2 separate regions of the Homo sapiens genome follow, and region 1 is linked to region 2. Evidence: chromatin loops called from intact Hi-C (ENCODE). Cell type or tissue: PC-9. All regions are shown on one strand. Each heading gives the region's core, and the rest is flanking DNA. Links, peaks and the distances in the headings are about the cores only.

Region 1 (15,532 bases), core at 3,974-11,973, 100 kb before region 2:
ACTGTATATAATGTTAATAGAAGTTTGGGTGATTTTTATATTATTACTCATAGTTTTCTGTATTTTCAGAAATTTTCCAATGAACTTGCCGTGCTGTTATAATCAGGAGAAAAAGCACATTTACATTTTGGAATGCCAGTAACAAGAATCTTGAGTCGCTTTTACAGGCACAAAGTGTCCAGGGCTCTCCCAGCACAGCCTGCTTGGAGTTCAGTGGAGGGTTGAGCCTCACAGGCTTTGCACGGCTTGAGGACAGGACCCAGGATTCACCAACATCCCATGGGGCCCGTTATGGGAACCAGCATTACAATATTTTATTTAATCTGAAGTTCCTGTGCTTTCCAGCACCTGCTGCTCCTCCCACCCAGGACAATGCCGCCTAACAATGCTGCTGGAGCCTAGCCAGCACTGGCAGAGCAAAGTCTGAAATGGAGGCTAGGAGACCCACCCAGCCCTGCCTGTGTTCTGTTCATGCTGTGTGACCCTGGGCAAGTCACTTGGCCTCTCTGAGCCTCAAACCCCTTGGTCACAAAATGGGGGGAATCATGCCTGGCCTTCTTCACACATTTGGTTTTGTGGATCAAAATCTAAAAGCAGCCATATAGGTGGGGCTGCTTGAGAAACCACCGAATGTAGTGCAAACCCAGGGGAATTTTCTCACCATGCAGAGGGAGCTCTCTGCTGTCCTCCGAACAATTCGATTGCAAAACAATTCTTATTTAATTGGATTTGTCTGCGTAGGTCAAATAATAATAATTACTGAGAGTGGTAATCGTATCAAGGACAGCTCACCATGCTTCTATTACATAACTCAAGCTTCTCCCTAACGCCCCAATTCAAAAGCCTCTCCCATTTGCCTGTTCGTGACTCAGGATCACCATCAATCCTGTGCTTGCAGAAAGGCCCTCAGCTCCTTCTCCCATGAGGCGAACAAACAGCCGCGATGTTATCCTTGACCTGGTGTTTTCACACCCAACCACAGAGTAAATATGAACAAATTGCTCAACCTTGAAAAGCATCGTCAGTGATCCACATACAGGTATGCCATCAGATTAGGGGCTTTGAAAGGTCAAGGGGAGAATGATGCTGTGGGATTACCTGTTCTTTTAGCTGAAATGCGTTGAAAGCACCTACCTCCACCTGAGGCAGCCCTGGAGGTCCCTGTCTGCCACAACCCCCGATGCCTGGCTTCCCTCTCTGCGCCTGTTCCTGGAGCCAGTTCTTTCCTCCGGCTCCCCAGGGAGAGTTAGCAGGGGGCTCAGGCCCCTCATCTGATTCCGGTTTTCTGGCTGGCCTCACTCCCAGGGCCCCTTGCCCACTTTGGTAAGCAGATCACTGATTAGGCACGGAGCTGTGGGGGCACACACAGTCCATACCCTGGCTGTGCAGCTGCACCAGACACAGGGCATCCTCAGGAGCTGCCTCCAATTCCATCTGCTGAGGCTTTTCAGCTCCAATTCCACCTGCCGAGACTTCTCACCTCCAATTCCACCCACAGAGGCTTCTCACCTCCAGTTCCACCTGCCTAGGCTTCTCACCTCCAAATCTATCCACCAAGGCTTCTCACCTCCAATTCCACCCACAGAGGCTTCTCACCTCCAGTTCCACCCACCGAGGCTTCTCACCTCCAGTTCCACCCACTGAGGCTTCTCACCTCCAATTCCACCCACCGAGGCTTCTCACCTCCAGTTCCACCCACCGAGGCTTCTCACCTCCAGTTCCACTCACCGAGGCTTCTCACCTCCAGTTCCACCTGGTGAGGCCTCTCACCCCCACTTCCATTCATGGAGGCTTCTCACCTCCAGTTCCACCTGCCAAGACTTCTCACCTCCAATTCTATCCACCAACGCTTCTCACCTCCAGTTCCACCTACCGAGGCTTCTCACCTCCAATTCCACCCACCGAGGCTTCTCACCTCCAGTTCCACCCACCGAGGCTTCTCACCTCCAGTTCCACCCACCGAGGCTTCTCACCTCCAGTTCCACCCACCGAGGCTTCTCACCTCCAGTTCCACCCGCCGAGGCTTCTCACCTCCAGTTCCACCTGCTGAGGCCTCTCACCCCCACTTCCATTCATGGAGGCTTCTCATCTCCATTTCCACCTGCCAAGATTTCTCACCTGCTAGAACCAACAATGACTCTCTGAGGCCTCTAGAGCTGCCTTCACATTTCAGGAGAAAAATGACTGCTTACAACTTTTAAGAGAAATAGAAATTAATCAAGCCACCGACTCAGGAGAAAGGCTTGGTCACTCATCTATTTTGGTCTGCTGAGCTGGAACTCAGGGCCCTTTCCATTGTGGACATTCATGCCCTGTAGTTTGAGAAAATGTTCGTGAACGATTTCGTTGTTTATTTCCTCTCTTGTTTTCTCCTCTTTCTGGAATGCCCTTTTTTAAAAAAGTTGGGCCTCCTGGTGGGACCTTCCATTTCTTGTCTTTTTCCATCTATGCCTTCACTTTACCTTTTTGCTCTACTTCCTAGAATTCTTCAACTCAGTGTTCTAGTCCTTCTGCTGACTGTTTCATTTCTGCTCTCAAGTTTTTAACTCTCAAGAACTGTTTTCTATTTTCTGAATGTTCCTTTTCTATACCATCTGTTTCTTGTTTCGTGGGTGGAATTAGCATTCCTTTCAGAACCCAGTAAGAATGATTCCCCGTGTCCCCCACCCCCACATAGACATTTCCTCAGCTTACCTGTTTGTTTGAGCCTCTGTAGTTCAGGATCTGAGATTCTCAGTTGTCTGCACCTATTAAAGTGTGAGTGCGAAAATGGCAATAGGAATTCCGGAACACGTAGCATCGGCAGGGCTGCCAGGGGATCTTCCTGGGCCATTTATATTGAATATGCCCAACCTTTTTTTTTTTTTTTTTTTTTTTTGAGACGGAGTCTCGCTCTGTCGCCCAGGCTAGAGTGCAGTGGTGCGATCTCGGCTCACTGCAAGCTCCACCTCCCGGGTTCACACCATTCTCCTGCCTCAGCCTCCCGAATAGCTGGGACTACAGGCGCCTGCCACCGCACCCGGCTAATTTTTTTTGTATTTTTAGTAGAGACGGGGTTTCACCGTGTTAGCCAGGATGGTCTCGATCTCCTGACCTCGTGATCCACCCGCCTCGGCCTCCCAAAGTGCTGGGATTATAGGCTTGAGCCACCGCGCCCGGCTTGCCCAACCTTATCTGTATCTTTAGGCCTTTATTTTGGAGCTGGTGGGATTGCAAAAAGCATCTTGGTGTGAAGATGCTTTTTTTTTTTTTTTAATCCTGTTTTAAAACCTGGTCACAGGTTCTCAAATGCCTTCAATAAACATTTGAGAGCAGTTTCACACAGAACAGAATCAGTTTTTGAAAATCAGATTTCTATGGTGCCTGCTCTAAGAAAGTAAGATGCACCCAGAATGCAGGACCAGCACCAGGCTGTGCAGCTGCACCTGCTTTGGAATTTCTGGAAGGTGAGGGCAATCACTCTGGCAACATGCAGGCAGAGAACCAGCCTCACTTTGCATCAATCAGCAGTGAATGTGACATACCCACTGTGGCATCTAGGTAAGCCATAGGGAGCTGGCTGTCTCAGCCAACAAAGATTCCCTGGATGGCCTCTGTGACAGCCTCTAGCAGGACGGCGTGGGCAGAATTTCAGAGGGTTCACAGCTCTTCCAGGGAGCTTGCATGCATTCAGGGTCTGGATCTATTTCACAACATGTCTGATTTCTTCTATTCTGACTGCTCTTGTTTCTATCCACTGGGAAACTTCTGATTACTTCTGTCTCGTGCGATCCAGAGTCTCAGAAACAGCACCCTGATGTTCCCTCGAGTCTCTCGGGTGACTGAGTCATGGTTCTCACTGTTTGCAACTCCTACCAGAAAGTTCTACACATTGCCTGCAGGCTTTGGAAGACACCACCCAAACAAAACGTTTAATTTAAAACTCAGTCCCCAGGAGACGAGAGTAGTGTTGTTATTACTTATCGCTTCTGAAGCGTTCTGGCTCTGAGCCTCTGGGGATTCATAAGGCCAGCAAAGCCCCCATTCAAACATTTAGGGTGGGCGCTGCATCCTGGGTCAGCACAGTTCGAAGCTGACCGTGGAGTAAAGAGAAGAGTGGGTGAAATCTCCAATAATGCACAGAATGCTGGGTTTCCAAAGAGAGAGGGATATTTATTGATTTATTTATTATTCTTAGTTTTGTTTTTTGAGATGGAGTCTCACTCTGTCGCCCAGACTGGAGTACTGTGGCGCAATGTTGGCTTACTGCAACCTTCACCTCCTGGGTTCAAGCGATTCTCCTGCCTCAGCATCCCGAGTAGCTGGGACTACAGGCATGCACCACCATGCCTGGCTAATTTTTTGTATTTTTAGTAGAGATGGGGTTTTACCATGTTGGCCAGGCTGGTCTTTGAATTCCTGACTTCAGGTGATCCACCTACCTTGGCCTCCTGAAGTGCTGGGATTACAGGCATGAGCCACTGAGCCCGGCTGAGAGAGGGATTTTTATTCCCGGGATCTGTCATAAGATCTGCCGTGTCATGGAGCAGTCAGCCTCAAGTGTACTCACAGGCAAAGTTCAGTGTTATCTAGATCCAGAACAAGGAAGTTGCCTTGTTCCACAAACATTAATAGAAGCCCTGGAATTACGCTCCAGAGGTGCAGAGCTGGCTGAGCCTGGGTCACTGCCTCAAATGAGTTCACAGTGTCCTGAGGGAAACAGACAGGGAAATGCCGCATCGGCATGCTGGGGCCAGGAGCAGTGGGTTACCTGAGGCCTGCATGGTGTCTGAAGGGATGGGGGAGCCCCAGGGGGCAGTCGTCTTCCCCCAACATCAAGGCCAGACTCAGAGCTCAGTGCTCAGGGGTTCTTGGCCCCACCCTGTAAGAGAGACATGGACAACAAGGAGCAAGTTCAGAGGAGCAGCTGGAGGCTGAGGGGCTTGTCCCCATGTCCTGCGTGTTCCCTCAGGGAACTACAGTTGTTTTGCTGGAAGGAAAAGGCTGGGAGTGGCAAGAGTGAAAGGGAGAACATTGCTGAAAGAAATTAAACAAGACTTAAATAAAGAGGAAGACACCCCATGCTTACGGATTGGAAGACTTAATTGTTAATCTGGCAATACTTCCTAAATTGATCTACAAATTCATTGTACTCTCTATCAAAATCAGGATGGCCCTTTTACAGAAATTGACCAAACTGATTCTGAAATTCATATGGAAATTCAAAGGCCTCAAAATAACCAACACAATATTGGTAAAGAAGAGCAAAGTTGGAGGACTCACAGTTCCCAATTTTAAAACCTACTACAAAGTGATTATAATCAAGACAGTCTGGTACTGGCTTAAATATAGGCATATAGATCAATGGAATAGAATTGAGAATCCAGAAATAAACTCATATGTGTATGAACAATTGATTTTCAACAAGACTGCCAAGACAACTTAATGGGGAAAAGAACAGTCTTCAAGAAATGTTGCTGAGGCAACTGAATAGCCACACACAAAAGAATGAAGTTGGACCCCTACCTCACACCATATTTTAAAAATTCAAAAAAAGATAAAAAATTTTTAAATGTTAGAGCTAAAACTATAAAACTCTTAGAAGAAAACTTAGGTATAAATCTATGTGATCTTAGATTAAGTGATAGCTTACATTTAAGATGTAATACTGGCCAGGCATGATGGCTCACACCTGTAATCCCAGCACTTTGGGAGGCCAAGGTGGGTGGATTGCCTGAGGTTAGGTGTTTGAGACCAGCCTGGCCAACATGGTGAAACCTCTCTCTACTAAAAATACAAAAATTAGCTGGGCGTGGTGGTGAACCCTTGTAATCCCAGCTACTGAGGAGGCTGAGGCAGGAGACAGGTGTGAGCCACTGCACTTGGCCAAAAATGCCATTCTTAAAAACACAGGTTCACACAAAAATGTGTACACAAACATCCACAGCAGCATTATTGATAATAGCCAAGATGTAAAAGCAACTCAAATGTCCATCAACTGATTAATGCATTAAAAAATGTGGTCGATCAATCCAATGGAATATTATTTGGCAATGAAAAGGAATGAAGTACTGATACTTGCTACAACATGGATAAACCTTGAAAATATTATGCTGAGCAAAAGAAGCCAGACACAAAAGGCCACATATTTTGTGATTCCATTTGTATGAAATGTCCAGAATAGGCAAATCTATAGACCAGGAGGTAGGTCACTGGTTTCCAGGAGCTGGGGTGGAGGTAGTGGTGAGGAGTTTCTTTTGGGGGCGATGAAAATATCTGGAATCACATCATGGTGATGGTTGCAGCACCTTGTGAATATATTCTAAAGCCATGGACCGGTACCCATTAAAAGCACTTTTATGGTATATAAATTATATCTCAATTGACAAGGACAGTGAGAGGGAGAAGCAGCAGCACTGGCTTTGTGTTGAAACACCTGGAGGACTGGCAGGTAGATGAGGAACCTGCGGCTCTGTAGGCTCCATCAAAACTCTTGGGTATGGAAAATCCTTCCTTAGAATAAGAAGCTGCTGGCTCGGCACGGTGGCTCACACCAGTAATCCCAGCACTTTGGGAGGCCAAGGTGGGTGGATTGCCTGAGGTCAGGAGTTTGATACCAGCCTGGCCAATATAGTGAAACCCCATCTCTACTAAAAATACAAAAAATTATCTGGGCATGATGGCAGGCACCTATAATCCCAGCTACTTAGGAGGCTGAGGCAGGAGAATCGCTTGAACCCAGGAGGTGGAGGTTGCAGTGAGCTGAGATCGTGCCATTGCACTCCAGCCTGGGCAACAAGAGGGAAGCTCTGTCTCAAAAAAAGAAAAAAAAAAAAAGCTGCTATGAGACAGCACTAGCTACTTCCAGTGGCAGTGAGTTCCACATCGCTGGGAGTATTTAACAAAGCAGAGATTGTGCCACTGCCCAGGAGAGCTACTGGAGAGATTGTTCACACACAGGCTTTGGAAGGCAGGATTGACTAGATGACTATGAGTCCTTTCTGACCCTAAAACCCTGTAATTTTACAATGGATTCAGAGACACACTCATGAGCGTATAGTAGGTGCTCAGTCAAGGATTTGCTGACCCAGCTGATCATGAATGATCCTCCTAGGCCTAAGTCTTGTGCCGCCTCCCAGGTGCCAAGCCCTTTAACCACAAGGAAGCAGGTGTCTCATCCCTGGCAACAACTCTGTCCATTAGGAGGCAAGCCTGCCTTTCCCTGGGCTGACATTTCCATACCCAAACATCAACAACCAAATATGAGAACTGGCCCTTGGAGAGCCTGGCCCTGCGTGGGAACCACCAGTCACAGTTCCAGGAGCCTCAGCGCTTCTCGCCCCCGGCCCTGTGCCACCTCTCCCCGGAAGCCTCTGCCTCAGCAGCCCCTACCCTTTGCATGCCTCACTGGCTGGCTATTTACACAACTTGGGCGATGACGCTGGGGCCAGGCTCATGCCGGGGCGGCAGCTTTCTGCATGCCACATCCTGGAGCGAGGGGAACCCCCCGAGAGGATGGTTACTCAACAGCACCTGTAAACCGTCCCACTGATTCACCCATAAGCCATCCAGGGAGGCAGTGAGGCTGAGCCAGCTTTGCTTTTGCAGAATGAGGGACTGTGCTGTGGACTCAAGCTGTCTCTAGAACACACACACGTCACAAATGAGACCCTTAGAGCTGGCTACAATCCAAAGTAGATGAGTCCAGCTTCTAACAGCGTGCAGGCTGCCACGGTGAGAGTCACGGAGACCGACCCTTGGCACAATAAGACTGTGGACTGAGGCCAGTGCCTGTGGACTGAGGCTGGTGCTGTCTAAGAGTCACCCTCCCTTCCGTACATGTGTACCTTACCACCACGCAATGGCCCTCCGTGAGTGGCCGTGCCCCCCGCTCAGCAATGACCTAGCAAGGAAACTGAGGCTCACAGAGGTGACGTGTCTGTTCTAAGTTCGTGAATGCCAACTTAGAATTGGTGGAGCTGGGAACAGAACCCAGGTCTTCGGACCTGATGTTGGCCACATGGGTGGGCCCCACAGTCAGGACAAGAGGGGTGGGGGCTCTGCAGAAGGATGGGGCTGTGGGTGGACAGCCAGGGCCTTTTCCAGACGTGGGCCATGGAAGTCCAGCAGCTGGATCAAAACCCCATGAGCTGAGCCTGCCCCTATGGATCACAGGTCACAGACATGTCTTCGGAAGCCAGTCGGGGAGGCCAGGGCTGGGGCGGGCCAGGACCAATCCACACCAGAGGCACAACAGCAGTTCCCAAGGAAGAGCAGTCGAGGGCAAGGGCCAGCCAGGCTGGGGTAAAACCCCACCAGGGTTGCATCCACTTAGCTGCTGGGGAAGGGGCCCAACTGGCCACAGAGCCTTGCAGGTGGGCCAGGTGAGGGGCAGGCCGCAGGAGGGAGCTGCTTCCCCACCTGGGAGCCCAGCACTGGCGTTCCCTGCTTGTCCCACATCTGCGTCATCAGTCACCGTGGTTAACAAGGCTCCCCGTGCCTGCCACATGCCGGTCACGGAAGGGCAAGAGGGATGGGATTTGCCCACTGTCCTCCAGAGGGGTTTCCTCTGGGTGCAGAGTTAGGCAAAGTCAGCCTCCCCGCTATGGGTGGGGATATTCCCTCCCTGCTTCCTTCCTTCTTTCCCTCCCTCCCTCTCCCTCCCTCCCTCTCCCTCCCTCCCTCTCTCTCTCCCTCCTTCCCTCCCTCCTTCCTTCCCTCCCTCCCTCCCTCCTTCCTTCCTTCTTTCCTTCCTTCCTTCTCTCCCTCCATCCCTCCTTCCCTCACTTCCGCCCTCCTTCCTCCCTTCCTTCTTTTCTTCCTTCTGTCCTTTAGAGTATTATCCTTCTGCGTGTCTTGACCACAATTTCTTACCCATCTGTCTGTTGATGGGCATTTAGGTTGTTTCTAGTTGGGGCTACTGCAAATAAAACTTCTGGGAACATCCGTGTACCAGTCTTTGCATGGACATAAGCTTTCATGTCTTGGTAAACACTCGGGAGTGGAATGTGGCTGGGTTATAGGCCAGGTGTAGATTGGACCTGACTGTTCTCCAGAGCGGTTATACCTCTCCACACCCGCCAGCAGCGGCTGAGGGCTCCAGTTGCTCTCCATCCTCACCTACACTTGATATGCTCGGCCCTTTGAAGCTGAGTGTGCTTCTGTTTCAGTCACTCCCTGCACACTCTGAGGAAGCCGTCTTACCCTGTGCTGCACGTGAAGATGCGGAGTCTTCGTTTGCTCATCCTGCACAAGCCACCGGGGATCCCCGCACTCCCAGACCCTCCAGCTCCTGCTCACAGCCCACTCCTCAGTGCTTTGCCCTTTCCTATATCTTATCTTCTCATCGGCTTTACCCCTCTGCCGGTAAACTCAGCCCATCCTAAATAAGCCCTCCCTGGGCAGCACCTCCGGCGATGGCTCTGCTGCCAGATCTGCTGAGCAAACGCCCTGTGCCCCGGCCCCATCCTGCAGGCACGCCCGCCTCCTGACCCTCTCTTCCATGCTGCTTCCACGGTGTGGCTCTCCCCTTCCCATCCCACCCCCCTTTATGATGGGGTGCCGTTGACTGCCCTCTGTTCCTCTGTCAAGGTTCTTCTTGAATGACCCACTTGCTCCCCGGCTGTCACCTCCACGTTCACAACCCGAACCCCCATTTCCAGCCATGGCTGAACCTTGCACATCAGCCTCCTGGAAAGTCCTGACAGCAGGTCCCCGGGAGCTTTGCTTTCAGCCCTTCAGCCTTGGGGGTGCATCCTACATTTTCCCTCCCTACATTCAGATTCTGCAAATCGAACTGGGGGTTGGTCCAGAGTCCTGCTCCCACCTCCATCTGATCCCACCCTAGTCCTGCCAATTTCACTTTCTGAATCTTATCCGACCTCCCGGCCCACCCAACCCTGGTCCCCACGCTGTGAAATGAACTTTCTTTTCTTTTCTTTTCTTTTTTTTGAGACGAAGTCTTGCTCTCTCCGGCCCAGGCCAGAGTGTAATGGCATGATCTCGGCTCACTGCAAACTCCGCCTCCCAGGTTCAAGCAATTCTCCTGCCTCAGCCTCCTGAGCAGCTGGGATTACAGGCACCTGCCACCACGCCCAGCTAATTTTTGTATTTTTTTTTAGTAGAAACAGGGTTTCACCGTGTTGGCCAGGCCGGTCAAACTCCTGACCTCAGGCAATCCACCTGCCTCGGCCTCCCAAAGTGCTGGGATTATAGGCGTGAGCCACCGCGCCCGACAAAATGAACTTACTAAAGCACGAGTCTGACCGCAAGCCATTCTGTCACCTGTTTGAGCCTCCTGGGGCTCTTTCTCAGCCCCCAAGTGAATGCCTAGCTACATAGGCTGGCATTACTACCACCTGCTACCTGCCACCTGCCACCCACCCACCTTTGTCATCTGCCACCTCTGGCGTCACACGGCACCCTGAGTCCAGAACTTCTCAGGCCGTGTGCAAGTGCCAGGGGGCTCCACTCTGAAATGTCCCTCCTGCCTCTATGCTTGCCTGCCCTGACCTTGGCTTCAGACCATGCAGACACCCTCCCTCTCGGAAGACCCCTCTTTTGAGCTTATCTCCAAAAGAGATGTTATGCATCCCCCTCACATTGAACCGGAAGCATTGTGCAGGGCTGGGCCCCCCCTTGCCCTCAGTTTTGATTTCCCAGCCTGGCAGAGAATAAGTCCTCATTAAGATTGCTGTGAAACCTGCCCCACTTTGGCCAGTGAGTGAGGGCATGTCCAGAGTCAATCGGTCTGCCTCGCAGACACCATGATTTTATTTAACTGTTTTGTTATGGAAATGTCAAACGTACACAACGTAAACAGTAAACACAAACAAAGAGCAAATAGTATAATGAACCCGCATGCTTCCCACCCAGCTTTAATAACCTTCACGCTTTGCCACTTTTGTTTCATCTTTCCCACCAGTAATCCCCCAACCGGTGATCCTCAACTCATTTAGTATGTTTATACTTCAAAGATTATGCTGTTTCTTTCTCTTCTCCATGCTGCCATGTATCATTGCAAAGAGCATTGGCAGTGGCTTTGACCACTAGTAAATGAAAAGAACAGGGCTGGGTGTGGTAGCTCACACCTGTAATCCCAGCACTTTGGGAGGCTGAGGCAGGAGGATCACTTGAACCCGGGAGTTCGAGATCAGCTAGGACAATGTAGTGAGACCCTGTCTCTACTAAATAAGAAAGAAATAAATAAAAACATAGAACAGTCCAACATTACGAAAGCGATTGCACTATTTTATTATTAATTTCTTATTCTGCATCAAGCATGTGGCACTGAGGGCTTCATAAGCATTATCTTAAGACACTGCCAGAAGTAGGTGTCATTATTATTCCCATTTTACAGCAGCTAAAACTGAGGCTCAGACACTAGGAAATGTGTCCAGAGTCTCTGCTAGTAGGTGGCAGAGCTGTTTAACTGCACGGCCCGCAGGTGTCATTTAACCAGTGACGGTCTGAGGCTGATCTTGGGCACCTGGCGCTGGTCGTAGGAGCCCGTGGATGCCGAGCACCCTGGGCCACCTCACTTTGGGAGACGGTGAGGCTGTGCACACCACATTCCCTGCAATGATCCTGCTAAGAACAGGAGCCCAAGGTGCCAGCCGGCCACGGCAAGACAGGGCCCGCCAGCTGTTTGGAAGAGGCGGCAACAATGAGTCACCGCGCACACGGGCCGTGCCGGGGCCGGGCCGGGGCGTTGTCTGGGTGGGTGACAGGCAGCCGGGTGTGTGGGCTGTGATGTAACAGGCCTGCTGCAGCTGCTGGGTGGCAGGCGACTCACTCTCCTCCTCTGTCATGGCTTTGAATCGCCTCTGCTGCGGGAGGGGCATGGAGACAGCACAGCTCCTCCCCCAGCCCACGGCCAAGACAGCCGGCCAGGTCCAGAGGCCCACCAGCCACTCCTCGACCTCCACGCGCAGTCACCTGCCCTTCATCTTCACCTTGGACCTAGGGGGGACGAGTGGGGGGCGCGTGTACTGCAGTGGATGCTCCTGGCATAGAGCTTGGTGTAGAGAGAGAAGGAAATTCAAGACAGACCCAGGTCCCCAGTGCCTGAGGAAGGGCAAATGCAGCAGGAGTTGCTTCTTTTGACCTAAGAAGGAGAAGGAGGTAAAATGAGAAAGTGATCCTTTGTTGAGTACCTATGGGGTCGCAGGTGCAGTGTTAAGTCTCATGACAGCCCAGTAAGATGGGCATCATTCATTCATTCATCCATTCATTCAAATATTTCTAAGCACTTCTGGCCAGGCATGGTGGCTCATGAGTGTAATCCCAGCACTTTGGGAGGCTGAGGTGGGAGAATCACTTGAGGTCAGGAGTTCGGGACCAGCCTGGCCAACATGGTGAAACCTCATCTCTACCAAACATACAAAACTTAACCGGGCGTGGTGGCACATGCTTGTAATCCCAGCTATTCAGGAGGCTGAGGCAGGAGAATCACTTGAATTCCGGAAGCAGAGGTTGCAGTGAGCCGAGATCTTGCCACTGTACTCCAGCCTGGGCAACCAAGAGAGACTCCATCTCAAAACAAGAAAAACAAACAAAAAAACCCCAAATATTTCTGAGCACTTCCTTGGTCCCTCCACTGTTATTATCCTTGTTTTACAGGTAAGGAAACTGAGGCTCAAACAGACCATTTGACTCCCCCAAGCAAGGCTGGATCTAGCTCTTACAGTTGCTTTGTGTGAATTTGAAGGCACGCCTCTGGGAAGATGCAGCCCCCGACCAGGGCACACAGCTTAGCAAGTGGGGAGTCCCTGGCCAGACACCCCTAGCTACGTTCCTGACCAATGGCTGGTAGACGGTACCACCTGGCCCTTGGCGTCCTAACCACGCACTCTCTCTCCCAGGCCATACATACTCCCTCTACCAGCAAAGGTCTCACAGGGTGAGGTCACCTTCATGGGGTGTTTGATAAACTCTATGAACTAAAATAGATGTTTCTCGTCTTAAAAGGAGGCCGGAAAAGCTCTTAGGAAACGGTGAGTGAGCCAAGAGCCCAGGAGAACTGTGAGCTGGAGCCAATGGCCTGATCAAACTCAGTGGATGGAACGGGTAGGAGGCTGGTCCTGCACTGTGCGGGGGGAGGGCTGGGCGGGCAGCACTCAAGGTGGAAGCCACTCCTCCAGTCGGCCACGTGAGTCCTGATTTCTAGTACTTGAAATGTTCTGCGGAAAAGGATAACCATTGTTCTAGGTACTGGCGTACACTGCTAAGGGTAGATTTTAAATTTTCCAGCAAGAGCCGTTGAGAAGTGAAAGAGTCTGCCTTACATGTAGTGAGGTTGCCGTCATGGGAGGTATTTAAGCAAGGGCTGGCTAGCCACCTGTTCAGGCCAAGTTAGTCTGGATTGCATAATGGCTAGGGGACTTTCCAGGGATAAAACTCAGGATTCTGATTTGTTTGACAAACCCATTAGGTTACTGCATTAAGCCACTATATTAACATCCTGTAACATGCAAAGGAAATCACCGTATTCAGTTCTTAAGTGCGTCCAGGAGCCCAGAGGGCCAGCCAGACCCTGAAGAAGGAAGTGAAGGATGGAGTGAGGCAGTTCTGCAGCTCAGGAAAGAAGCCAGTGCTCCCAGGAGTTGTCACCCCACTCCAGCTGGTTTGCATGGGAGCCGCAGGCAATTCCTTGGCCCTGGCCAAGCTTCCAGCCACTCTGGCCACCCCATGGCTCCAGGCAGTGAGCACAGAGTCTGCGGCAGAAGTGGAAGGGCAGCCAGCCGGTCTGTGGCTGGAGAGTACCAGCTCGTCTGCACTGGTCGTTACAATAGGGTCATGCTTCCGCACCAGCGGGCAGAGCTGCCGCTGCCCAGCCTCCAAGATTCTGCAACTAGAGGAGGCCTGGGACCAGGGGTCTCTCTGATACTGGCCTGACAATCAGCAGGCTCATCACTGTAAGCAAAAACCCCTCGAGGGGGCTGAACACCTGTACAGATGTACACCGGTGTGTGCGGATGGACGGCCTTCTTTCTGGCCACCCAGTCTCCCCTGGCCTGGGCCGATGTGGAGGACACAGGTGAATGTGGCAGGGCCCAGTGTGCATCCAGGCCTAGGTGGGGACTCTGGCCGCTCTGTTTAGGAACCACCATGGGGACCTTGGGTGCATCGTGCCCCCATCAGCACACGTGAACAGTAGCATCACAAGTGCAGGACTGGCATGAGGGTGCTCAGCTGCTGGGTTCCAATCCTGGTGGTGCAGCCTCGGCCATATCACTTAACTTCAGCGTGCCTCAGTTTCCCCAGCTGTAATGTGGAGTGGCACTTCTCTCATAGGGTTGCCGTGAACCTTAAATGAGATAGTTCCTGTGATGAGCTCAGGAGCGCCAAGCACAGAGCTCAATAAAAGTTAATTATTATTATTTGGCACGGGACCTGTTCGCTATTAGATGCTCAATTAACTTTCCTCTCCTACCCAGCCCCGGGGACTCACGAGCCCGGGAGGGAGCCAGGCCTGTATGGTGAGCACCTCATTAGTCACAGCCCTGAGTGGAGACTCCAAACCTCTGAGTGGAGACTCTTCCCTCCCTCCAGGGCAGCAACGTTTCTGTCTCCGAGTCCCCACAGACCTGGCAGAGCCCCAGCCCCAACAAGTCAACGCCTCCTTCCTTCCTCCCAGCTCTTCTGTTGTGTCTGTGACAAACACACAGAGACGCCAGGGAGCACCTCCCCACCTTGGCTCCCTTCTCCTGCGGGTGCCTCCCGGTCCCTCCTCCCCTGCCCGAGGTCTGAAGGTGGGAATCTCCAACGCCCCTCTTTTACCAGGTAGAAGATGCTGCAGGGCGAGGGCTGAGTTGCACAGGACAGGCCTGGCCCCCATCCACTTTCCTGCTCACCCTCCCACTTCTGTGCGGTCCCCTGGTCTTCCAGGACCGGAGGCTGTAGGTTGGGCATGGCCAGCAAGGGCTGCATCCGGGCCAGTGGGGAGGTGGGACTTGAGGCCCTCGGGACTTCAGGCTGTCTCCGACTCTCTCGCTGGAGTCTGGGTGGGGAATTGGAAGTTAGGACAGGCACAGGCTATATTTTTGCCCCACTTGAAGGGTTGCCTGGGAGGGTTGGCGGTGGGGCTTGCCCCCCAACAAAACAGCTGAGACCCTGCTGTCGAAGGAACAGCTGCTGGCGGCTGGTACCTACCAGGCAGGGAGCCCCAGCTGTAACATTAGGGGCTTTGACACCCCCAGGAGGTGGTGGGAAGAAGACTGGGACCCTCCATGGGCACAGCTGGCCTACAAGCTGTAGACAAGAGCCTCCACAAGACCCCAGGCCTGCCCTCCACCCCGATGGCCCCGGGGCTCCTCCTGGCTCTGCAGGAAGAGGACTGGGCAGACCTAGGACAGGGGCAGGGCCTCTGATTCTGGCTTCTGTGTCTTCTTGCCACAGGGAAGGATTTGGCTCCTCTAGTCACAGGTGAGTTCCCTCGGCTCCCCCCAGTGCACCTGCCCTGATCCGCCTCCTCCCACCCCCACCACGTGGTGGAAGTGGACACCTGTGCTGGACTCCTCAGGCACCTGCCCCGGCAGCCAGCCTCCTTCCC
Region 2 (15,532 bases), core at 3,657-11,656:
CTAGGCCTCTTCTGAGGGCTGCTCGGTAGTGCTGAAAGTGCCACAGGAGAGGACAGAAAAAGGAATCCCAACAAAAGACACCCCAGGAGGGGCCCTGGGGGGTGCAGCATCAGGGAGGGGGCTTGAAAGATGAGTAGGTTTCAACAAGTAGAAATCTGAAGAAACAGCATTTCCAGCCGATGGGAGTGGTGAATAGTCTGGCGACATAAGAATGATGCAATTTCAAAACAATTTTTTGATTGGGTCATACTGTAAAGGATTTTAAATACCATGACTGTTATTTTGAAGATATAAGGGGAAACCACTAGCGAAGAGGAGGAGGGGGAGGAAGAAGAGGAAGAGAAAAAGGAAGAGAAACGAAGGAGGGAGACAGGGAAGGAGGGAGGAAGGAGAAGATGGATGATCAACAGAAGTGTGCTTCAAGACTCCCAGATGACAGAACTGGCCAGGTGGTGGTTCATGCCTGCAATCTCAGCACTTTGGGAGGCTGAGGTGGGAGGACTGCTTGAGGCCAGAAGTTCAAGACCAGCCTGGGCAACATGGTGAGACGCTGTCTATACAAAATATAAAAAATTAGTCAGGCGTGGTGGTGCATGCCTGTAGTCCCAGCTACTTGGAAGGCTGAGGTAGGAGGATCGCTTGAGCCTGGGAAGTCAGGGCTGCAGTGAGTTGAGATCACACCATGTACTCCAGCCTGCGTAACAGAGAGACCTTGTCACAAACAAACAAACAAACAAACAAACAAACCAACCCAAAATTGTGCTTCAAAAGTCTGCAGCAGCCTGATGTCTGACGGACTGCTGAGTAAGAAGTTAGCATCATGAGAAGACTAAGAAGCCATTTTAAGAAACTGGCAAGAGAGACAGGGCCTGAATTAGGGCAATGGGAACAGACAGTTTTTAAGAAAGAATAATTACGAGATACAGTTCTAAATTAGAATTGACAGATCCAGCTATGGAGATGGGAGGGTTAAGAATTAAAAACAGGGTTAGAAACTTCTCTCAAACATGTAGCTTAAGCAACCAGAAAGCTGGCGACACTGAGTTAGAATCCATCACTGGAGAGCATTAGGAAAAAACGCAGGGGTGGAGTAAAGGGGAAGAAATCACGCTCCATTTAGGGCTGCCTATGCCTGTGGCACAGGGAGAAGAGCACCAGGATTCAGACGGACACCACTAGGTGTCTGGGAACGATGCGCCATGTCTCAGGAGAAGGGAGGGGGCTATGATGTAAATTTTGGAGTTATCTGTAGATATCGGATAGATGATAGTGTGAAAGATAATTTCAAATGAATAACTATGTGCCTATTACACATTTTCAGGTTAAAAAAACCCAAGGGCAAATATTTACTTTTCATCTTACTATATTTATTAAAGTAATAATCATATTTAATAAATAGAGAAAATGTTACAAAGACTACATATGTTGCTGGTATTAAGATTTTTTTCTTAATTTAAAACAAATCAATTGCATTGCCTAAAGACAAGTATGCTTTGGATGAACAACTATAAAATAAAACCTCTTCTGACCCAGCTTGTAAAAATATTTCCCTCAGGGTTTTTTCCTAGTCTGTTTGTTTTCACAGCTGTCTTAAGGAAAAAAGTAGGATAAGGTATAGCTATTAATGTTCTATAGGAGCTTACAAGTGTCTGGCTAGTGATCCGTCCTATAAATACCCGTCTACACATGCTCAACTTTACCATTAAAATATAGAAAACATTAAAGTACTATTCATACCACAGTCCTACCTGGAAGAATGGTATCTGTCTACCTGAGTGGGACGCCTATTATTATTTTGTTCCAACATAGTAACATATATGAAGAATGATTGCCATTTGAAACAAATTAGTTTTTTTTTTTTTCTTTTTTTTCTTTTGAGATGGGGTCTTGCTCTGTCACGCAGGCTGGAGTGCAGTGGTGTGATCTCGGCTCACTGCAACCTCTGCCTCCCGGGTTCAAGCGATTCTCCTGCCTCAGCCTCCTGGAGTAGCTGGGATTACAGGCACGCGCCACCACGGCCGGCTAATTTTTGTGTTTTTAGTAGAGACGGGGTTTCACCAGTTGGTCAGGCTGGTCTCAAACTTCTGACCTGGTGATTCGCCTGCCTCGGCCTTCCAAAGTGCTGGGATTACAGGCGTGAGCCACTGCACCCCGGCCAATCAAATTAGTTCTTTCAATGCTATGATACCTATGAAGTTAGGCTGGTACAGACTTCTGAGTAAAGATGGTGGCTTGAACACTAGTATCTTCTAATCTCTCCTAAAACTTCACTAGAACAACAGAAAAGGAGCTTTATAAAAAGGGCATAAACCCTTAAGAAAAAAAGGAAAGGAAATAGGGGTAATAAAAATTTGGAAGCCAGAAAGAAAGCCTATTTAAAAATCACACCCCAGCTCTGGAAAGCCTGGCCCCAGCCCTTTCCCACGGAGAAGTTGCTTGGCTGAGGCTGGCACTGCAAGAGCAAGAGAGGTGTGCTGGCCACAAGGAGGGGAGGGCAAGGCTGGCACATGGGGGTGAGGTGCCCTCTGGACCCCTCCAACCTCTTGTGACCTACAGTGGTCAGTTCTAGGAATGCTGGTAGCCAGGCCTTTACCCCCCCAAGCAGGAGGACCTGACCAGCCAAGAGAAAGACCTAAGAGACAATGACATGTGCAGTGTCCTTCCCCAAACAGTGTGGCCAAGTCACTGCACACTGACTGAGGGACCCTGTCCCCACCTAGAGTTTTCATTCAGTTTTTTAACTCTCTTATTCCTCACTGCCAAAAAATAACTATGGATCATGGCAGGAAAAACTAATTGAAATTTTCTTTCAAGAAAATTCCCCAGCACTGAAGACCGAACTTCTAGACTGAGATGGGCTTGCAGCACAGTACAGTCGCTTCGTGTCAGGTTTCCCAGGACGCTTCCTCTTCCTGGGCTTACACTGTTATTTTAGAGAAACAACTCCCCTAGCAACTTCCCGAGGAAAAGCAGCATTTAAGGGGAATTGGTTGTTGTTGAGAACTTGCATGTCTGAAAATATCTACCATACCCTCACATTGACTGACTGCTTGCCTAGGTTGGAAACTATATTCCTTCAGGAAACTGAAGGTTCTTGTAATTCTCTGTCCAACATGGGCTGAGGTGAAGTGAATCCCCAGGATAATGGTAAAGGGAGGTCCCGGGATTAGAAGGTGACCAGGCTAGAATGGAATGGGGCAGAAAATTCTAGAAGCAACTTCTTCAGGAAGGTAAATAAGCATAAGTCTAACCTATCTAAACACCTCAAAATAAGACTTAGAGAACTGACATAGAATTGGGTGTTGATTAGTGATAACTACATAGAAAACGAGCAAGAGAGACAATTATTAACTTCAAAGTACACAAAGATTGAACAAGAAATGCAGTCACAGATTACTACTGACTCGGCTGGAAATAGCACTTACGTAGGCCAGGCATGGTGGCTCGTGCCTGTAATCCCAACACTTTGGGAGGCTGAGGTGGGAGGATCTCTTGAGCTCAGGAGTTGGAGACCAGCCCGGACAACACAGTGAGACCTCAGCTCTACTAAAATATATACATACATATATATTAGCTGGGTGTGGTGTGCACCTGTAATCCCAGCTACTTGAGAGGCTGAGGTGAGAGGATCACTTAAGCCCGAGAGACTGAGGCTGCAGTAAGCTATGATTCTGCCACTGTACTCCAGCCTGGGTAACAGGCTCTATCTCAAAAAACAAAAGTACAACAATGTAATGCTGAATACCAACTTAATCAAAATCACAATATAGCTTCCTTGGAAAGGAAAGTTATCAAAAGATAATGCCTAACACTAAAAAGTTAAGAGGTAGGACTACAGGCAAGAGGGAGGGAGGGGGAGGGGGCAGAGAGAGAGAGAGAGAGAGAGAGAGAGAGAGAGATTTATACCAAAATAATCAGCAAAAAAGGCAAAAGTGGTTGTCTGAGAAGAGGTGAAAATGGAGGAAGGCAGAGGGAGGAAAAGGGGCAGACAATGGGATGGCCTACATTCCTAACAAACCTTGGAGAAATGTTTAGGTTTTTTTTGTTTTTGTTTTTGACAGAGTCTCACTCTGTTACTGGGCTGGAGTGCAGTGGCACAACCATGGCTAACTGCGGCCTTGCAGGGAGATCCTCCCACCTCAGCCTCCTGAGTAGCTGGGACCACAGGCATGCACCACTACACCCAGCTAATGTTTTGTAGAGATGCGGTTTCACCATGTTGCCCAGGCTGGTCTTGAACTCCTGGGCTCAAGTGATCCTCCCTGCCTTGGCCTCCCAAAATGATGGGATTACAGAAATGTTTTTTTGTTTTGTTTTGTTTTTGTTTGTTTGTTTGTTTTTTGAGATGGAGTCTTGCTCTGTTGCCCAGGCTAGAGTGCAATGGCGTGATCTTGGCTCACTGCAACCTCTGCCTCCCAGGTTCAAGCAATTCTCCTGCCTCAGCCTCCCAAGTAGCTGGGATTACAGGTACGCACCACCACACCCAACTAGTTTTTCTATTTTTAGTAGAAATGGGGTTTCACTGTGTTGGCCAGAGTGGTCTCAAACTCCTGGCCTCAAGTGATCTGCCTGCCTTGGCCTCCCGAAGTGCTGGGATTACAGGTGTGAGCCCATAATGTTTGTGTTAGGCACTGTGCCCAGACTGAAATGTTTAGTTTTTAAAACTATGCATGTATAACTGTAATTTAAAAAAAACAAAAATTTTAATTGATACTAAAAAAGCTTTAAAAATAATATTTTGGATGTTAAAACTGACCTGATCCAACCCAAAGTATCTGTACCTAATTGTATTCCCTAGAGAGATGAGGTATTACTTTAATATAAGTTCTCAGTGGTATTTAGTAATTCCTGAAACTGCTAAAATATCTCTTCCATGGGTTCCTAACCACAGAATACACATAGCCTAGAACAGTGATCCTCAACCTTTTTGGCACCAGGGACTAGTTTCGGAAGACAAGTTTTCCACAGATGGTGGTGGGGGGCGGGGGGCGGGCGCGAGGGAGTTTTGGGATGATTCAAGCGCATTACATTTATTGTGCACTTTATTTCTATTATTATTACACTGTAATAACAATGAAATAATTATACAACTCGCCATAATATAAAATCAGCGGGAGCCTTGAGCTTGTTTTCCTGCAACTAGAAAGTCCCATCGGGGGCTAATGAGAGACAGTGACAGATCATCAGGCATTAGATTCTCATAAGGAGCTCGCAACCTAGATCCCTCGCATGCGCAGTTCACAATAGGGTTCATGCTCCTATGAGAATCTAATGTGGCCACTGACCTGACAGGAGGTGGGGCTCAGGCAGTAATGTGAGCAATGGGGAGTGGCTGTAAATACAGATGAAGCTTGAGGTTCACCTCCTGGTGTGCGGCCTGATTCCTAAAAGGCCCCAGACCAGTACCATGGCCTAGGGGTTGGAGACCCCTGGCCTAGAGATCTCATGCACAGTCCTGCCTGAGCTGCTGCAGAATGAAAGAAAAGTACATTCATCAGAGACTTTAAGGCCACAGCAAGAAACTGACAAAAAAGACTAACATACAAAAAATGATACCTATAGGAAAAATAGCTCTAACCAAAACTCAAACCCTCACAAATCAAACAGATCACAGATGCCCATGCCTCTCAAAGCTGTTTGTGCATACTGGAAATTCAATACATATTTGTTGAAAGAATAAATACATTCATTCATTTTTTTTTTTAAAGAGATGCTGTCTTGCCCTGTAGCCCAGGCTGCAGTACAGTGGTGTGATCATGGCTCACTGCAGACTCCAACTCCTGGGCTCAAGTAATCTTCCTGCCTCAGCCACCCAAAGTATTGGGAATACAGGCGTGAGCCACTGCACTCGGCCTTAATTGTTAACTAGAATTAATGCAACCAAAATTTCTGAGTTTGGATAATGTCCATATAATACTGATTGACATTATGTGGTGGGCCACTTCCCATTTTAGGTTCAATATCAACCATACAGTAAACATCTTATTCGATTTTTGTGTTCTCAGTGGCAGCAATATTTAGGAACACATTTCACTGTCTCCAATAAATTTCAGCTGCAGACAAGGCAAAACATACCTTTCAAATTGGTATTGCAAGATACCTACTTTCAAATCAGGAGGTATCACAGCTAGTAAAGTTCTCAAGCTTTTGAGGAGCTGAGTTCAAAGGCGAGACTAATGATCTGCTGATGAGACTTAGCAATTCTTTCAAGTAGTCTTTTAAATTATAATGAAGGATTCTTTCCTTAATTCATGAGTGATTTCTACGATCTTCACTTTACATAAGATGAAACTGTTCAACAACAAATTATACAAACTTTTTCCAAGCACAGCCTCAGATTTTCAAAAGACCATATATAAATATTTCTGGAATGAAACTGAGCTCTGATAATAGGTCTGATTTGGGCTAGGAAGTCACCAACAAGAAGATTAGGGGCACATTTTACAAATAGTACTCTTTGGAAGAATTCTGTTATCACGTGATATGGCTACAAAGATCACATTTCCAGCTATGAAGAGCTGAAGAGAAACTGCTGTTTGATGGAAGAAGATAGGAATTTCTAAGGTTCTTCCTCCTTTTCACTGGAAGTAAAATGGTACACAGCTTGGTAATTCTTTACAGGGTGACCCACCAATAGGTTTTAAAATAATCAAATGCCATCCTGATAGTTAATTAGAGAATATGTAGCAACAAAATGAGTGAACATCAACGGAACGTAGATGTGACTGGAGATAACAGAAAGGCAAGTTCTTGATTCGCACGGTGCCAAAAGGAAGGAGTAGCTAAGGAATGCAGTTAAAGAATACCAGGTGCCCCAACAAGACGGTTCAAATTTCAGTTATCTCTGTTCATCAACTGAGTATGTTCATAAAGTATAACTCCACAGCGAGCTCTTTAGTCCACAAATCCCTACGTAAATAATGGGTTGCTTTTCTCAAAGCCTGTCAGTGACCGGACACTGCATCAGGCGGTGTGATGCACCGTGAATTTCCTGTTCAGTTCCTGCAGACAGGACGCGTGTGTAACTGTTGCATTGCTTCTTCAGATACCGAAGACAAACTCGTGTGACATTTACAAAAAAGAATAATTTACAGAGAACTAATCAACAAGATAAAACTGCAACAACAAAAATGTGAATCAAATTTAAAGGGAGTTATAGAAGAAAGAGCTGGCTGTGGGAATACAGGGAATGTGGCTACTGTCACTGGCTGGCACTCTAAGTCTGTAGTGAGGGGACCACGTAATGGTGAACCTCTGAAAACAAATGAGGAAAACAGCTGTGACAAGAAGAAGAAAAGTGTCCCAGTGGAAGTGACACTGGCAAAAAACTTTACATGAAAGGAACTCTCAGAGACAATTCATAACGTCAAAAGAGCAAAGGATGAAACATCGGAAGCTTATCCAAACTTAGAAAGTGAGTATGACAATTTGCTGAGGCAAAGAAAAATGCTGGCTCCGTATCAAAAGTTTAGGAGGAGAAAAAAGTAAGCACTGTTCCAAGTACTATTGACAAAAGAAATAAAAGAAAGAAAATAAAATACTCAATTAGGCTTTATTCCTAATGTTTTAAATTACAATATAATGAAAAGATCCTAGTTTTCCAATTTATAATGGACAGTAAGAGAGTTTTTAATGTTTTGTCAAAAATGTTTAAAGGCATGGAACAATGCTAATTTTCCCACCTGACCATGAGGATTGCTCTGCATGTGTTCAACTTGTGAGGTCATTTCCACCATCCTGCACTATGGGGTATTCTAAATCTTCTCTGGCTGCCCTCAACCTCAGCAAAGGTCTACAAAGAAATGGGGGGAAGGGAAGGGCACTTCTGCATCTAGATAATCACAGGGCCTTATAAACAGGCTCTGGTATAGCATGCTGCACAAAGTAGCAAAATTAAATTGTAACTTAAGTATTCTTGCCTCTATCAGATGATAAAGACTCTGGCATAAAACACAGATAGGAATGCAAACATCTACAGTCTAAGTTAGCTCTACTCTCTATCTACTGAAGCCTTAGGGCATGGCATGTACATCCAAAGATCACTTCCATTTAGCTTTTACTGTAAAATGACATTACAAAGCAGAAAAGTTACCTCCCTAATCATGCTTAGGCTTAGCTAACAAGAAGATCAGTGTGAATACTCTGAGGAGAGAGTCAACACAGCAGCAAAGACTTGTATTCTAAACACTTAAAGATATATATATTCATTTATACACATTGGTGTAACTTAGGAAGGTGCAGAGCCATTACACACAGACATAAATTCAAATATTAATAAGTTTGAGGAATTATTTCAACATTGGCATACTATTCATGTCATGAAAATGGAAACCTAAAAGTCCTCTATTTACTTGAGAGGCTTCCAGAAATTAAAATTTAAACAATATACTAAAAGAATGTAATAAACGAGGATGAGGGGATGCAGGGAAAGACTAAGGAAGCAGAAGACAGCAAGGGGGAGTCTTGAGTCTGAATCCATTTGGAAAGCACAGCTCTAAGAATGCCCATATCCGGTCCTTGCATGTTACAGATGAAAAAACTGTGACCCCATGAAGACGAGCAATCGCCCAAGATTACATAAGCAGTGTGCCAAGAGCTAGGAACAAGACCCTTCAGTTGCAGTCCCTGGGTATTGAAAAGCATGAACAGAAATGAAGACAAAAGGAGCTCACCCATCTTAGATGCACGTACCTGGTTAAAAACCAGAGGACAGAGAAAGAATAAGCTTAAAAAAAAAAAGAACCTCCTGAGGGCACCACACAGCTGGCCCAAAACTACAAGGTCAGCTCCTTACTCATTAGGTTCTGCAGGCTGTCGCAGAGATCAGTTCTTTCCAACTCATTCCAGCACATAACCAAGCTTGGCTATCTGCCTGCCTCATCTAAGCAGAGAAAACAAGATTGGCAAGGACCCAGGTACCTTCATACATCTGAAAACACTAGAAAAATCTCACCTCTGGACAATACCAACTAAACAAAGTGCTAACTTTTATTTATCTTATGACTGATCTTTGTCTATTTTCACATTAATAAAGGAAAGCAGGTGGAAGTTACACTTCAGCCTGCATACTCGTAAGAACACCAAGTCCAAATAAAAATCAGTTACTTCTGGAGTTATGAACAAAGAAAAACAATAATCTAAACGTTTAACAATAGAAGGATTGAGTAAATTATAATCACTTCATAAAACAGAATATGTAGCCATTAAAAATATTTACAAAGAATTTTTAACAAAATGGGAAACCACCTGTGTTATTTTAAAGAATCAGGATAAACATTTTACACATACAAGACTCTTGCTATTGTAGTTTCTAATTTTGAAACAAATAAGACAGGAAGAAAATTCACTGAAATATTAATGATGCCTTTCTCTGGTATAAGAATCGTAAGGATAGCTTTCTTCTTGATATTCTTTTCTATTTTCCAGACTTCCCATCTTAAGCATATACTAATCTTATACGCAGGAAAGAAAAAGTCCTACATGTATTTTTAAAGTAAAAAGAAACAATAAAAAAGATGTAAGTTACTATCAACAAAACGCAGAAACAATTTGCCGATACTTTTTCACCTTACCTTAACTTTCTTTTTCCATGTAGATTTCTGCTTCTCCTCTTCTTCCTCAATTAATTTAAGTGCCAGCTCTTTGTTAACTTTTGGCAATTTCTAGAGAGAAAATAAAAGCTGGTATTTTATTTTATTTTAAAAGCTAACATATTTACATATTAGCTTAAAGGTAAACAGTTGTGTAAGTATAATTTCATAAATAGGAGATAACTAATTCTTATTTTATTATTTTTTTTTTGAGATGGAGTCTCGCTCTGTCACCCAGGATGGAGTGCAGGGGCGCAATCTCAGCTCACTGCAACCTCCGCCTCCCGGGTTCATGCCATTCTCCTGTCTCAGCCTCCCGAGTAGCTGGGACCACAGGCACCCGCCACAACGTCTGGCTAATTTTTTGTATTTTTAGTAGAGACGGGGTTTCACTGTGTCAGCCAGGACAGTCTCGGTCTCCTGACCTCGTGATCCGCCTGCCTGGGCCTTCCCAAAGTGCTGGGATTACAGGCATGAGCCACCACGCCCAGCCAACTAATTCGTATTTTAAAAATTTCATTATCCTCATAGTAGGAAATGTAGACAGGTGATGATACCAGGTGGGCCACATGGCAAAAAAACGGCAACCCCAGCTTACTGCTAGGGAACTCGCCCTCATTTCTCTTCCCAGGGCACTGAGAGCCTCTTTCCAGTGCACTGAGAGGCAGCGCAATGGCTCATGACTGTAATCCCAGCACTTTGGGAAGCCGATGGGAGGCTCACTTTAGCCCTGAAGTTAAAGACCAGCCTGGGCAACACGGCAAAATTCTGTCTCTACTAAAACTACAAAAAATTAGTTGAGTGTGGTAGTGTGCGCCTATAGTCCCTAGCTACTTGGGAGGCTGAGGTGGGAAGATCACTTGAGCTCAGGTCGAGGCTGCAGTGAGCTCTGATCATGCCACTGTACTCCACCATGGGCAACAAAGCAAGATCCTGTCTCAAAAATACACCAGAAATCTTTTAACAGTCTGGAAAAACAAAAAAGTACTGAGGGTAAATGCAGAAAACAGTCACTAGTCTTTTATAGTGACAGAGTATGTACGTATACCAACGTTCAGTTATACACATTGGTATCATTTGGTGGTTGAAATGAACCAACAGGGGCGGCTGCAGACAGACTGCAAGGCAGGTGCAGGAGCAGGGCCTGCCCTTCTCTGTCTACACTGGCATCACACAACAGCAACTCTTTGTCCTGGAAACAACAGCTGGTTCCACAGCAGTGGTGGATTCCAGTTTGCAGTTTCCAACGCTCCCAGGAACATCCTTGCTATTATGCCTCAAGGGCCCTGGAACCGGCCTGTGGCCCCTCCTCAGAGGCCTGGGTCCAGCTCCACGGGGCCTCCTCTTCCTATTCCCCAGGCTGTTCCGCAGCTCTGAGTTGGTGGCTGCTTCCTGCAGTTTACCTCTCTCCTCCATCCTTTAGCAGTTCTGTCTTTTCAGTTCTCCAATACCAAGTTAATCATTCTTTACATTAAATTCTATGTACTCAGACAGAGAGTGCAGTTTACGACTGTCGACCATTTCCCATGATCCAAACAGAGCCTAAGATACGGCCAAAGGTCAGTAAGGAATAGGGATTAGCAAAGCCCGGATACTCCAAAAATGGAAAACCCATTTAAAAATGCTATCAGGTTTCTAGTGGAGGTGACAATATCAATCATTCTAGCATTATGTCCCACAGTACAATTACCGCAGAGGTCATAATGCGAAAATTGTAAAGAGTTTTGCACCCTCATGACAAACATGACACACTGATGACAAACAAACTATACCAAAAATATCAGTAAAAGATGCAAATTAAAGATGGAAAATCAAGAAAAGAATGGCAGATTTCTTTGGAATAATACACAAAATGGAAATTAAGTACTCTTCTCTGATAAATTCAATGGTAAGTATAATATTTACCTTTAACTGGACTCTCTGTGCACGTGTTTCTTCTATTTTCTGTCGTATTTTATCTTTCCTATATTCTTCATAAGCAAATGGATTTACCATCAGTTTCACCTTTTCAAAATGAAAAAAGTTTTTAAAATAAAAGAATGGTATTTGGTAATATCATTTTCATATACACCACGACAGTTATGCCAAAGAACAGGCAGATCCCCTACAAATCCTATGTATGATTTATGAAAGTGCGAGTAGTGAGGAAATGGCCACAGACTGCGCATTAGTTACCTGAAACATAATAACTGTAGTTTTCTGTTTACCTTGTGATAGAGTCTTATATCCATGAAAAACCCATGCATATATGCCCGGAGGAAAGGAGATCCAATGAGGTGGGTGAGCCCTGGGAAAGGTCAAACAGAAGACAGCAGGTCCTTATGCAATCTTCATTAACATTCAACAGTTTTTCTTGGGCAACAATTTGATTATAGTAAGATTTCACTTCAGACTAAAAATTTAAGGATTAGAATTACTAATCTTCTTTGATATCTATAGAGAACATTTAATCTACTTCAGCAATATCATCCTTATTTTAAATGTAATAATACTACACACAAAAATGATGAGAAAGTCCTTATGAACTAAGACAAAGAGGGTTCCCTTATACCCTCTGAGTGGTCCTCAGATTTTTTATTTCCACAAACAAGTTCAATTTAGAAAATAATACTGGGGATCAACAGTAAGTTGCCAAATTGAAATGAGGAGAAGGGAGAGAGGAGAAACATTGTCATCGACCATTTGCAAAGACAAAGGACACTCACAAAAACAACGTAGAAAGAACCGTCTTCCAAGAAAGAACAGCTGACAAATTCCTACCACCATATATAAACATACATACATGCATATTAATACTCATATCACATATGCACTCCTCATCAGGGACTAATGAAAAGTCCACTGCCAGTCAGCATTTGAGAACCCTGCCTCAAACAATACTTTCACAGAGTTTCCCAGTTTTAATAGGTTACACTTAGAATTTGTGGTGCTGGTGGTCACATAAGAATGCTCTATGTCACAGGAATTATTTATTAATTCCAAATATTGACACAGAAAAAGACTGAGATCTTCAAAATAAGTCCACATGTGATGTACTCACATGCAGAACATTTACGATATATGTCAGTGGTCCCCAACCTTTTTGGCACCAGGGACTGGTTTTGTAGAAGACAATTTTTCCACGGATGCAGGGAGGGACAGTTTCAGGACGAAACTATTCCACCTCAGATCATCAGGCATTAGATTCTCACAAGGAGCCCACAACCTAGATCCCTCGCATGTGCAGTTCACACTAGTTTCACGCTCCTATAAGAATCAAATGCCACGGCTGGCAGGAGGCGGAGCTCAGGCAGTCATGCTCACTTACCACTCGCCTCCTGCTGTGTGGCCCGGTTCCTCATAGGCCACCCACCAACTGGTATGGGTCCATGGCCCAGGGGTTGGGGACCCCTGGTATAAGTGACTGTCTTTCTAAGGAAAGCATTACTCTAATTTCCAAATTTTAGAAATATACATCCATCTAGACCTGAAAATCAAGTACTGAGCAAAATCATACAGTAGTATAAAATAGTATATGTTATAGAACAATATAAAAAAGAAAATTAAATTTAGGATATTCTCATAACGGAATTCTAAAACTTGATTAGGAAAATACTGTCATAGAATTCATTAGGTTAATAAAAATATGGGGTTTGCACTTTCACAATGGAGTCCTAACAAAAGAGGGCTGAGCCTTAATGAAACGTGAATGTATACAACTGCACGTGTATATTCTCTAAATCTTCCTCAGGATAAGGGTCTGATTAACCACTACATTATAAAATACATATACCAGTGATTGCAAAAGTAATTTTTTGTTTCCTTTATTAATGTCACAGAATTAATCCAAGTCAGGTCATAAATAAAAACCAAGTGAAGCGCTTTTCATAGCGAAACAGTCCTAACCCGAGAATCGGATGCAGCAGCATTTCCTACAGTTAACTCCATGGATCACTAGTCCCAAGAGATCTTCTGAGAAAAAAGGGCTCCATGGTCAAGTAAGTTTGGGAAATGTTTCATACTTTCCTTCCGTTTGGAGATTTACAATGTATGATGGTATTAAAGGCTCTAAGAAGTATGCGAGGTAAAGAAATTGATTTAACTGTGCTTAACCTAGCATTTCCCAAACTTATTTGCCACAAATCTCCTAAAATAAAAGGGTGCTGAATATTTTCCAAGCATTTTCTGATTCATTCTCCAGGCAACCCTATAGGTTGGGACCAATATTATTCCCATTTTACATATGAGGAAACCAAGGCTTAAAGAGGCGAAGTGAATTGGCCAAGTTGTGCAGATATTAAGTGAGAAAGGTGGGATGTAAACCCATGTCAGTCTACCTGTAGTGCCCACAATATCAGCCACTATGCTATCCACCCAGTCCTTTTTACAGACGTAATTTTCCAAAGAACGCACTGTGGGAAATACCAAGCTATAAGATCTGCTGTTGGCCATATCCAGAAGAGTCAGAACTTGCAAATCTTCAATATACTAATGCTGCACTAAAAATAATCTTAGGAAGTAAGGGAAGTTCATTACTTACTTCTACTCTTAAGATATTCTATTTAGAAGGTTTTATATATTATGGGGAAATGATAAAAGCTCATTTGACATCAAAAGATATTAGTAATATACATAAAATGCTTTCTAGTATAACTGTCATTTTGTTGAATATCTATTTCTATAGTTTTAAAAATGAGCAGTACAATTACTTTTTAACAAAATATACCTAAACTTATATAACTCCTTTTTTCACCCAAAATAAACCCAGTAAAGAAACTGAAAAAGAACCCAAAATGTACTAAACATAGTAGTTTTTAAAAAATCCATAAAAGAACAATGACCTTTTTTCATTCGATTTAAGAATGTAGGTGAGTGTGACAGCATATTATGAAAATTACGTTGGAGACACTTAAGAAGGCACTGCAGTAAGAAGGTCCTATTTCATTCAAGTCATTTTTTAAAAGGCTAAATTCAGCTCTTTTTTGGTAGTAACTGACAGAAAGTAATTCCGCCTGGATTAACTGTGCTATGAGATATGGGTTAAAAAGGAAGTTTAATTAATCTAATGGTAACATGATTCTGTTTTAATACTCAACTGTTGTTGCACATCTATTTGTTCCAAAGACAACTAAGTTGCCTTGCCTTGTATAAAATGGATCCTCTAAGTTTTCCCACTCTCAGTAACTTCTGCTGTAGCCCTCTGACAGCAGCAGAACAAGATGAGCACCATCTACTCTAACCTAGAGGAGGGCTAGGCAAGCAGGCGCAACATGTCCTGCAGGGGCTGGGATGGCTGGGGAAAGGGCACGGACTCTTGGATTTAAAGCTCAACTCTCAAGTTTACTACCACTGAAACTTCTGGCAATGTACATTTATCTTTTTTTTTTTTTTGCCTCAGTTTCCTTATCTAATGGAATCATAATAGTACCCAATCCATAGGGATGTGAAGATTAAATGAGTTACATGTAGAACGCTTAGAATACTGCCTGCACAGACTGGGCGTGGTGGCTCGCACCTGTAATCCCAGTACTTTGAGAGGCTGAGGTGGGTGGATCACCTGAGGCCAGGAGTTCAAGACCAGCCCGGCCAACATGGTGAAACCCCGTCTTACCATGCTGCATGGCAGTGCACATCTGTAATCCCAGCTACTCGGGAGGTTGAGGTAGGAGAATGACTTTAGCCTAGGAAGCGGAGGTTGCAATCAGACAAGATTGGGCCACTGCACTGCAGCCTGAGTGACACAGCAAGACTCTGTCTCAAAAAAAAAAAAAAAAAAAAATACTATCTGCACATAGTAAGCCCTATCTCATAAGTATTTGCTGTTCTTTTAAGACACTTCTTGGCTTGTGACCTTCAAACATAAAGTAACTATTAAGGTTCTTCTACATCTGAAGTTTCAATGTATCACTTCTAAGTTTTGGATTGGGTCTTTTATAATCAAACCTAAAAGGGAGGCAGGAATC

The links. Peaks named below come from ENCODE experiments on the same cell type or tissue, not always from the same donor. Only the 100,000 strongest peaks of a DNase experiment are listed, where the experiment ranks them.
Region 1: a loop joins it to region 2, with 5 times the contacts of the local background. A loop is called at or near these places in 2 of 110 quality-filtered maps.

The regions. Positions count from the first base shown.
Region 1 is chr2:10,486,351-10,501,882 of GRCh38, forward strand. No RefSeq gene overlaps it. Among named protein-coding and RNA genes, the nearest start is that of ODC1-DT, 44 kb to the left of the region's middle. RefSeq lists enhancers at 7,112-7,171, 7,192-7,241, 7,252-7,361, 7,412-7,551, 11,203-11,735 and 2 more. In PC-9, for the core only: no CTCF peak of the experiment used is centred there; DNase peaks (open chromatin) are centred at 4,601, 7,291 and 11,701; H3K27ac peaks cover 697 bases.
Region 2 is chr2:10,591,281-10,606,812 of GRCh38, forward strand. NOL10 (nucleolar protein 10) reads right to left here. Exons shown (of 21, transcript NM_024894.4): 15 at 11,798-11,877; 16 at 11,496-11,594; 17 at 9,573-9,662. Among named protein-coding and RNA genes, the nearest start is that of NOL10, 91 kb to the right of the region's middle. In PC-9, for the core only: no CTCF peak of the experiment used is centred there; a DNase peak (open chromatin) is centred at 6,831; H3K4me3 peaks cover 517 bases; H3K27ac peaks cover 1,968 bases.